2 separate regions of the Homo sapiens genome follow, and region 2 is linked to region 1. The links are chromatin loops, found by intact Hi-C in ENCODE. Cell type or tissue: mammary epithelial cell. All regions are shown on one strand. Each heading gives the region's core, and the rest is flanking DNA. Links, peaks and the distances in the headings are about the cores only.

Region 1 (5,367 bases), core at 172-5,171:
CAAATATACAGGCATGTGTTCTCCCTTTTAAAAATGAACCAAACATTACAGATCAAGCTGCAGCCCTCCCAGCCACCCCCGGGCTCCCCTCTGGCCTCCTTTCTCCTGGGCAGGTCCCAGCAGGAGTGTCATGCATTTGCTTTTGCTCCAGTCATTCTCCCAAGTGCAGCTCCCGTGCTGGGTGGTTGGAGGCCTTATACCCTGAACCCGATGATGCAGAGAGGGACGCCTAGAGACACAGGTGGCAGGTGAGCAGCAGGCGAGGCAGGAGGAGCCATCCAAGGGAGGGCCCCATGAGCTGCCCCACAGAAGGGGAGGTGAGAAGAGGGCCGGAAGCTGTTCCAGGCGCCTGATGGGCTCTGAGATCTGCCAGTTTCCTGACAATGGTTTAGTCATGATCACCTGCACACAGTCCCAGGGCCACTTGCAATGTCACCTGCACAGTTAGCCCCACCTCCCAGTGTCACCAATACAGTCACAGAGTCACATAGAATGTTCCCTGTACCATCAGCCCCATCACCCCATGTCAATCCAACACATACAACGTCACCTGCCCATTAGCGAGTCTCACTATGCACAGCCAACACTCACTCATGCTGTCACCTGCACAGCCACGCAGTCACTCACGACCTCACCTGCTCACGCCCAGTCCCATCGCAGTGTCACAGGCACAGTCATGCAATTTCCACAGCAGCGTCCACACAGTCCCTCATGGTGTTGCCTGCACACAGCCACGCAGTGTCCCAGGCACAGTCACACACAATCCCACAGAGTCACCTGCCTGCAACCAGCCACGCACAGTCATTTGCCGTCCCATGCTTGCCGCCCCCAGCCTTGCCAGGGGGTCTGACATCACAAACAGTGTCACAGGCAGACCCCTCCCCTGCAGAGCCCTGCCCACAGACCCCACTGCCCACCATGTGCCCGCCGGTCAGCCTGGGCTGGGGCTGCCCTGGTCAGAGGCCTGGGCCTGCCTTTGCCCTCAAGCTGGCTCTTCAGGAGCAGCTTGGGTTCCACTTGAGCCCCAAGGATGATACTGGAGCCGGGGGCCTGCTGCTGCTGGAAGCAGAGCCAACGCAAAGAAAAGCCTTTGTTCTTGGTGGGTCGGTCATTAAGAGGAGCCCGAATCCCTCTGCCAGCCCCTCCCCTCCAACAAAGGAACAAAACAGCAGCTATTTTTAGACTCGTGTCAAACTCCCCCTCAGACCCTGGGTGGGGAGTCCCGGTAGAGGGGCGTCTGCGAGGGCTCTAATGAGCCTGCGGCCGGCAGGTCCTGCTCTCCAGGCAGCTGGCCCTTGGCTCTGCCGGGGGAGAAGCGAGCCCAGGATACTCCAGAGACAAAGAGGAGGGCCAGACAATGAGAACAATGCCCGGAGCCCCAGGATGCCCACTTCCAGAGAGCAACCCCCACTCTTTGGAAGGAGGTCTCCCTGGACACAGGGCAAGGGCATCAGGACACCCCCTACCTTGTGTAATCCTCCAGGCACCTCACTGGCTCCGTGTCCCAGAGGAGGCAAGTGACTTGCTTGGAGGGGCAGGTGATTTCTGCTACATGAACCTTGTGTGATGGGATACTCTGGATGGCCCAGATCCAAGTCTGATGGTCCAGATCCCAGCTCTGCCCCTTACACTTGTGTGGCCTCAGGCCTCAGTTCCCCCACCTGTAAAATGGAGATGAGGCCAGTCACGGTGGCTCACACCTGTAATCCCAGCACTTTGGGAGGCCGAGGTGGGCGGATCAACTGAGGTCAGGAGTTTGAGATCAGCCTGGGTAACATGGTGAAACCCCGTCTCTACTAAAAATACGAAAATTATCTGGGCATGGTGGCGCGCACCTGTAATCCCAGCTACTCAGGAGGCTAAGGCAGGAGAATTGCTTGAACCTGGGAGAGAGAGGTTGCAGTGAGCCAAGATCGCACCACTGCTCTCCAGCCTGGGCAATAGAGTGAGACTCAGTCTCAAAAAATAAAATAATATAAATAAATAAAATGGAGATGATAATTCTCGCCTCCACAGTTGCTTTGAAGAGTCTGGGGGATAAGACCTGGGCACATAGCAGGTCCTCAGCCAGTCCGAGAGCCCTGGATTGTGTGGGCTCCTTGCCAAGCAAGGGCTTTGTCTTGTTCAAAGCTGGATCCAAGGGCCCAACGCACTGCCGGGCACATAGTAGGTTCTCAATAAATATTTGCTCAAGAGGTTAATGAAGGGTCCTTACCAGCCTTCAGCCCTACAGGCTTGACCCAACTTAAGCCACTTTCTTCCCAAGCGCTGCTCCCCAGCCTCCTCTTGGAAAGAAACTTGCTGGCTAGGGTGGAGCCCTCGTCTGCAGGTGAGAAGCTGCCTCCCCAGGCTGGAAGTCCCATGCTGCAATGACAGCGTTCTGACACCAGGGGGCGCAGTCTCTTAAGGTTTCCACAGCAGCCTGGGTCCTTCCCGCGGGGGCCTGGAGGGCTGGAGAGGATGCGGCCCACCCGGTGGGGCACCTGCCCACCCTCGTTAGCGGAGATCTACGGGGTCGTTCTAAAACTCTATGGAGCAGCAGCATTACAACCAAGTCATCATCCCTCAAAGCTTAGAAAGAAGCACTTCTTCAGGTCTCGCCTCCTCCACTGACTTTAAGCCACTTTCTAGTGCCCTGTCCTCAAAGACTATCTATGGTGACCCCCTTGCTCCCCAATTCTTGCCCGACCAGACTTCAAGATTCCTTGTTCTGTCATCCTTCTGTTCCCCCAGCTGGGGAAGCCCAGACCATCAGAGCCGGAAGGGTCTTCCTAGTTGATCTCATGGTCTTCCAGCCCATTCTACAGATGGGAACACTGAGGCCCACAGAACAGAACTGCATCCTCCAGGCTGAACAGCAAGGAGGAAGCAGCCAAGACCCATGCCCAGGCTCTCTTTTTCAGCTGGCGCCATTTTGCTCATGGATTGTTTCACTGTTGTTCTAGGGAAAGGGAGAATGGGGAAAAAGGAGGGAAGAGAAGGGGAAAAAGGGAAGGGAAAAGGGAAAAAGGAGGAAGAAAGATCCTGAGCCTTCTTATTCTGTTCCAGACCCTAGGCGTTCCTCTTCACCCTCGGCATTTCCCTGAGTCCTCTACAAACCCTTGAAAAACAACCCATGATTATCTCCATTGATGGATGAGGAAAGTGAGGCCGGGTGAGGTTGCCCCAAGTTTCACAGCTAACAAATAACAGTACCAGTATTTGCCCCAGGGCCATCTGATTCCCAAATTGTATATGGTTCAACCTAATACAGCAGAAAGAAATTCCCACATTCTTTCTGCTGTATTAGGTTGAACTGCATAAAATTGCTGTTCCCATGGCCAGGCATGGTGGCTCAAGCCTGTAATCCCAGCACTTTGGGAGACCAAGGCAGGTGGATCACTTGAGGTCAGGAGTTCAAGACCAGCCTGGCCAACATGGTGAAACCCTGGCTCTACTAAAAATTAGCCAGGCGTGGTGGCACGTGCCTGTAATCCCAGCTACTTGGGAGGCTGAGGCAGGAGAATCGCTTGAACCTGGGGAGGGGGAGGCTGCAGTGAGCTGAGACCACCCCACTGCACTCCAGCCTGGGTGACAGAGTGAGACTCCATCTCAAAAAAAAGTAAAAAATAAAATAAAATAAAATTGCTGTTCCTGTAGGTCGAAATTTTTCAAATATCTGGTATGCTTAAACTCAACACTATGCCAAGGGAAACCCTTATCCTGAAGGTAAGAGCCATTTACTAGAATACTCTGGTGGCAGTGGGGGAGGGGAAAACCTATTTCTTTAGGTGCAAAACACCCTGGGGAGACTGCTATTCCCTCCACCCCACCCCCAAAGCCCAGATCAAGATCCTGGAGTGGCTGCCTGACTCTAGAGGCCCAAGTTCAAGAACTTCTGACCACAGAGGGGTCACACAGCATGGGCAGGAGGAGCTTTAGGGTGAAAAGTCCTTGGGTGGGAATGTGACTTCTCCAGTGATGCCAGGGAGGACCCTTGGAAGAGAGATGAATCTACATAGTATAAACTTAGAATGTCACAGAATGCCACAGAATATCATGACTAGAATGCCACAGAGTGCTATAGAATGTCCAGGAATGTCGTAAAATGCTCTGGAATGTCAAAGAATGTCACGGGGTATTCTGAATTCTTGTAAATGTCAACGGATGTCATAGAATGCTGCAGATCATTGTAAATGTCATGGAATGTCAAGGACCACCTTCCGAAGACAACGTCATCAGACAGTGCTGCAGATAGCTGTAAATGTCATGGAATGACTTAGAACATCATCATGCTAGACCGTTGTCGGGTGTTACAGAATGTCAGCACCACAGAATGTCACGGAAACTTTGAGACAGCCGGAAAGGACTTTGGTGATCATCCAGGTTCACCTGCTCATTTTGCAGATGGGAAAACTGAGGTCCGGAGAGAGAAAGGGCCTTGTCTAGTGAAGCTCAAGCAGATGGTCGTTGGCAAATGCAGATTCAAAATCTGGGTCTCTGGACTCTCCACCCAGAGCAGCCTCCCTCGGCTCAAGGCTCTTGGGGACTAATTAACCCTGTGATGGAAACAATGGTGCCTAGTGGGTATTAAGCAAAACTCCCAGTTCTGACTGGCACTAGCCTTAAGTCAGAATGGGGAATTAACTCCACATGTGGGGCTTTCTGGTCTGGGAAGCAAAATAATGAGTTATTTGCACTGAAATCAACATTCCTGCTCTGCAGCAGAAAGAGGGTGGGTGTGTTGGGGGAGCCCTCGGAGGCCGCTCCCCAGGCCCTGTGCCAGAAAAGGTGCCCCCTGGCTTTCCCAGGAGACACTCCTGGCACAGACAAGGACTCCAAGGTGCCCAATCTTGTCAACAACTCTTGGCAGAGGCCCAGGGGCCCAGGAGGCTGTGAGGTGAGGGAGCAAGAAAGGGACCCCGGAGGGGGAGCATCTGATGTCACATTGGGTCTTTCCAGCCAGATGTCAGACAGCCAGGAAGAGCATTGAGTGGATGGAAGTTAGTGGGAAGCGTTGGAGGAACCCTTTGGCTCTCTTGGCAAGTTTATAGGTGAGAGATGATGGAGGAAGGAACAACAGGGCAAGATGGGCCAGGCGCAGTGGCTCAAGCCTGTAATCCCAGCACTTTAGGAGGCCGAAGCAGGCAGATCACTTGAGGTCAGGAGTTTGAGACCAGCCTGGCCAACATGGTGAAACCCCATCTCTATTACAAATAGAAAAAATTAGCCGGGCATGGTGGCACGCACCTGTAATCCCAGCTACTGGGGAGGCCGATGGAGGAGAATCGCTTGAACCCGGGAGGCAGAGGTTGCAGAGCGTTGAGATCATGCCACTGCACTCCAGCCTGGGAGACAGAGTGAGACCCTGTCTCAAAAAAAAAAAAA
Region 2 (5,367 bases), core at 227-5,226, 220 kb after region 1:
CTCTCGTGGCCAGGGGGTCTTGTGGCCAGGGTCTTTTGGTGGTGAGATTTCCCCTCCCCACATTACAGATTGAGACTATGAGTTCAAAACTCTGATCTGTTTGCAGGGTTTAAACTTCACAGCATCTTTCTTTTGTTTTTTTGAGACAGAGTCTCACTCTTGTCGCCCGGGCTGGAGGGCAGTGGCGCAATCTCGGCTCACTGCGGCCTCCACCTCCCAGGTTCAAGCAATTATCCTGCCTTAGCCTCCCAAGTAGCTGGGACTACAGACGCCCGCCACCCCACCCGGCAAATTTTCGTATTTTTTGGTAGAGACGGGGTTTCACCATGTTAGCCAGGCTGGCAGCATCTTTCTTTATAAGCCAGTGACCTGCTATATTTCATTTTAACAGACTGGCTGGAGGTGTGGTCCTTGTGGAACTGGTGCTTGGGACCCCTTCTCCCGGGGCTCAGCAGATGCGGGTGACAAGAGGGTGGGACCCCTTCTCCCAGGGCTCAGCAGATGCAGGTGACAAGAGGGTGGGACCCCTTCTCCCAGGGCTCAGCAGATGCGGGTGACAAGAGGGTCTGTGGGTTAGTCTGGCCCTGACAGAGCTGGGAAGCAGGCCGGGTGCTCTTTCCAGGACTCCACAGGGCATCGGTTGCAGGAGGAGCTCTTTGAATGAGGACCTAGCTGGAGCAGCCATGGCGAGTGTGTAGTGGATGGGGAAGGGGCCTGCAGGTGAAAGGGGGACGAGCCATTTGTCCTCCCTGCCTCCCTGTCTCTCCACAGCCCAGCTCCTGGGTGGGTTGGGGCGGCGAGTGTTGAGCAGGGTGTGTGGGTGGGCTCGGGGGAGGGCAGTGGATGTAGGAGAGAATTTGGAGGGAAGTCAGTGTCTTTAGCCATAGGAGACAAGACATGTTAAGTCCAAACTCTTCTGAGACAGGAGGAAACCTGCTGGTGTAGGGCCCTGTGTGCCTGCACATTCCGAACAGCCCCGGGGAGGGTGCGTGCCTGTTATTTTGCGGAGAAGACGTTAAATCCAGGTGGGGAAAGCCCCGGGTGTGGAGAGTTGTTGAGTGGCGCAGAGCCACTGTGCTGCTGGTGTGTGTCCCCCAGGAGGAGTCGTGAGTTCCAGTCTCTCCAGGACTCCTCTAAATCCAGGCAGGTGGCCACTCTGGCCACCAAGGTCGCTGAGGCTAGCAGTAGAGTCACGCCCATGTCACCTGCTAACCCGGCTGTCCCTGGGCTCAGGGCTCCAGCGTCACCGCCCTGCCCCCACTTGCCCTAAGGTCTGAGGAGGGGATGCAAACCCACCTGTAAGTGGGCATCGTTCACCCGGTGTCAGATCCTGAGGGGAAGAGACAGGCGTTCTAGGTCTCCCAAGGCCCAGGCTAATGCCCGCAGCATAGTGGATGGTCGGGGAGCACAATTTTGAATTAGAGCACGTGTCTGTGTGTAGGCAGCTCACTTACCAACTCACTTTCATCCAAATCCCAGCTCCAGGGCCCACCCACGGAAGGATCCAGGCAAGTCAGCCCCTCCCGGGTGGGCCTCAGGTGTCCCATATGTAGAATGAGTGGCCAGCCCACCTTGTCATAGTGAGGAAGGAATGAGGCCCTAGGGGTGAGGTGCCCGAGTCAGAGAAGGCCCTCGGGCCTGTCCACCAGCTGCAGGCCAAGCACGGGCACTTCTGCCCGCCTCCGGCACGAGGCTCCTGCAGCTTGCCACATTTCCCTTTTTGCTTTGGCCAGCGGGAAGCCAAAGTGCAGCCCAGCCTCAGTCTCCGAGGAGGCTCCACTTTGTCCTCCTTTCCTCATGTGTCTTGTCCCTGGGTCAGATGGCTTTTCGTTTCTTTTTCCATTCTGCTTTGTGTTTTTGTAAGCTGCTTCCTGTCTCCCATGAACCATGGGCTCTCCACACATAAACACACACACAGCATATGAACACACACACAGGCTGGCCAGGCTGACAGAGCTGTGCCCACTTCCCTGGGGCTGGGGCCGGGAGGCCAGCAGCTGGCTCCCTCTGCCTGTGCCAGGCCCTCCACTTGAGAACCGGCCCTGTGGTTCCCAGCCCCGTTCCCTGCCTCAGTCTTTGTCTCGGCTCTGCAGAGGCAGGCACAGCCCATCCTGTGCCAGGCCTCACTGAATTCTGGCTCGGGCAGTCCTCCTCCGAGTCCTCATTTGTGGGCACCTAAATGTGCATCTCACAAGGCAGTCCCGCCTTCGTGACTCCCTGGCATTGAGGCTCGGGTTACGCCGAGCTGACTCATTTGTTGGAGTGAGTGGGGCTGTGCGGCTCGCAGCTGGGGGGGCTGGACCACAGCCGGGGGGCGGTGAGGGGACGGATCGCAGCCGGGGGGTGGTACGGGGGATGGATCGCAGCTGGGGAGGTACCGATCGCAGCGAGGGGTGGTGTGGGGGGACAGATCACAGCCAGGGGTGGATACCAGTCAGCAGTAGGAAGTGAATGAAACACAGCAGTCAAGCCCTGAGGGGATTAGCGTCCTCAGGGACATCAGGCGCTGACCTAACCCTAGCAGCCCCGGCCTCACACAGCAGCAGGCTGCTGTGGCCACCCATAGCCGGCCCATCCAAGGGTAACGGGGCAGGGGCTCTGTGCCAAGTGACCCCCTCCCCACTCCTGCAGTCCCTAAAGGGGAAGGTGAAGCAGGCGTTTCCCCAGCAGACAGGGAGGAGAGCCACATCTGAGCCCACGGCCATGTAATTGGAAAGAGGCCTCCCGCAGTCACGCCCGGAGCCTCCCGCCCCACAGCCTGTGGTGTCTTCCAGGGGCACCAGCCTGAAGAGCTGTGACAAAGCCCCCTGCCCTCTCTGGACAACAGCTGAGGATCCTGCACAGGGCACATACCCAGGTCACCTGGGCCCTGGTGACAGACACAGCCGGAGAAAACCTGCCCTTCCCCAAGCCCCAGCACAGCCCGGAAGGCTCAAAAGCCCCTGTGCTCATCCCTGTGGCTGCAGTGACAGATGCCACCACGCCGATGGCTTCAAGCAACATAAGTTTACTCTCTTAGATCTCGAGGATTCTGGAGGCCAGATGTCCAAAATCAGTCTCGCTGGGCTAAGTCAAGGTGTCAGCGGGCAGGTGCCTTCTGGACGTTCTGGGGGCGAATCTGTTTCCTTATGTTTTCCATGGAAAATGGAGAGGCCACCCGCGGTCCTCGGTCCCCGCCTTGTGTCACCACAGCCTCTGGTGTGCGTCAGCCTGGCGTCTTCCCCTCTTCTGTGCCCTTCTCTCTCGGGCTCCCTGTCATGAGGGCTCTTGTGGGTACGTTGGGGCCCACCTGGATAATGCCCCCATCTCAGGAGCCAACATTTCATCACAGCTGCAAAATCCCATTTGCCCTATAAAGTGTCATTTACAAGTCCCAAAAATTCGGTGATGGATGTCTTTGGGGCCCACCATTGAGTCCCCCATACCCTCTCTCACACTTGGGCATCAGCTATTACCGAGGACCTCCTGTGGCCACCGGAGTTGCTGGCGCTGACCCCAGCTAGTGGGAGCCACCACAAAGCCCCGCACCTGGCCCTCGGGTGGGGCCCCAGCGGAGTGTCTTGAAGAGGCTGGAATCAGGAGTGCTGGCCCGAACATGGAGTGAATCATGACTCGCAGGCCAGGCGGTGGGGAGCCCCCGGTGGGAGCTGGGAGCAACAATGCCCGAGCTTGGGATATCGGAAGGCCGGGCTCTGTTCTCGTTACCTAGATGCCCATGGAGGTGCCCAGCGGGCTGCCCGCTCTGCAGGACTGATTTTTATCTATGTGGGAGCTCAGCTGCAATTACGGAGCTAGAGGAATTGGCTCATTCAGTGCCAGTCCCAGGATCCTCATAGGGGGCCTCCTCGCAGCAGCCTTGAGGTGCCCAGCTGGGACTGAGACCCAGCGAGACAGCGGACTCAAGGGGAAGATCTGCGGAGCCTTGGCCGGGACGCCGCTTTGGAATGCTGCTTGGACGGCAGAGAGGCCTGGACGCCCCTCCGTGGTGGAGGAGCAGGGCTGCAGACCTCCTGGCCTCCAGTCACCCTTCTGTCTGGGATGTGCTCGAGAGACACTGGGTGACAAGATGGGTGTCTGAGGCCCTGACAGGCAGGAGTCAGATTCCCCTTGTCCCTCTGACATCTCAGATCACACACCAGCTTCTCTGAGCCCTCCTGGTGGGGGCCAGGGCCCACCCACCCCCTTTTCCTCGGCTATATGTCACCCTGATGACACCAGAGAGAAGGGCTTGGCATTTGAGGAGCAGCGCTGAGAGCCGTGGCCTCGGCAGTTCTAACGAGGCCCCAGACAGTGAGTCCTCTCTATTTCGACCAGTCAGAGTCTGGGTGGTCACTGGTAGAAGGAGATCTCGCCGTCCAGGGTAATCGTTGTAATCCGCGCAGCCCAGAGCTTTCTTCACAGCCCATTGCCCTGATGAGGGTGGAAGGCCCATGGCCGGCAGCAGAGTGGGGGCAGGCTGGGGCGGATGGAGGAGGCCTGTTCCTGGGGAAGGCCGAGAGGGGTCCTCTGGCATAGCTCACTGCTGACCCCATTCAAAAGGCTTTTCTGAAACGATGTGGAGAAAGTGCTGGAAAGAGCAGAGACATGATGGGAAGTGGATGCCAGCTTGGGGGCTCAATGCTCCCCTCAGCGTTCTGGGGCCTTTGGAGTTCCCAGCAGCGAGGTTTATAAAATTGAGATCAAATGGGCATGATCTGAAGTTGAAGATCGGCTGATTCCTCTCCGGGGTCAGCCACATGAAAAACCAGGGCCTGCGTTCACAGGACCAACACTCAAAATGTCCCTTCTACGCTGCACAGTAACAGTCCAGGAAAATCCACCTTAATCCTCCAGCTGCAACTCGGGGGCACCCAGATCACCCCAGGTGACCGTCCTGGAGTCTCAGCTGCTCTCTGTTATGGCAACAGATGTCCTTTGAAAATGCCCGATTAACCCTTTGCACCCGAGAGTCTCATTTTAATTCCTGGACATGCGTCACCTGGGTGGTGCATTTGGCAGGCTCCCAGCCCGCTCCTGGTCAGGTCAGCAGACCCCAAAATGGGCAGGGCCTCTGCATCCTCACACTTCCCCTGCCTGGCCAGACCCTCCCTGCAGCCCTCCTCCAAGGGTGGGTTTCAGGCTCCACATGGGTTCCCAGCCCTTCTCTGAGGGGCCCAAGCTCCCAGCCAGCCGGAAGACAGAGGTGATGCTGTCCCTAAACACCCACCTGAAGGCACTTGGCCTGGCCTGGGCTCCTGGTCCCGAGGGTGCTGAACCTGGGGCTGAGGAAAGCCCACAGTCTCCAGGCTGCACTCAGCAGCTTCCCCAAAGGCCATCTGCAAACCCAAGGATGGTGCCAGGCTCTGAAGCTCCTCCACGCCCTCCTGA

What was found. A loop is a pair of places that touch in the nucleus more often than their neighbours do. Peaks named below come from ENCODE experiments on the same cell type or tissue, not always from the same donor. Only the 100,000 strongest peaks of a DNase experiment are listed, where the experiment ranks them.
Region 2: it touches region 1 in a loop (5-fold over the local background); 6 of 110 quality-filtered maps call a loop at or near these places.

Annotation. Positions count from the first base shown.
Region 1 is chr9:124,124,611-124,129,977 of GRCh38, forward strand. No RefSeq gene overlaps it. Among named protein-coding and RNA genes, the nearest start is that of LHX2, 120 kb to the left of the region's middle. In mammary epithelial cell, for the core only: a CTCF peak has its summit at 2,380 (motif pointing right); a DNase peak (open chromatin) is centred at 2,381.
Region 2 is chr9:124,340,918-124,346,284 of GRCh38, forward strand. All of the region lies in intron 8 of NEK6 (NIMA related kinase 6), which reads left to right. Among named protein-coding and RNA genes, the nearest start is that of PSMB7, 72 kb to the right of the region's middle. RefSeq lists enhancers at 1,508-2,379, 2,380-3,252. In mammary epithelial cell, for the core only: no CTCF peak of the experiment used is centred there; a DNase peak (open chromatin) is centred at 2,194.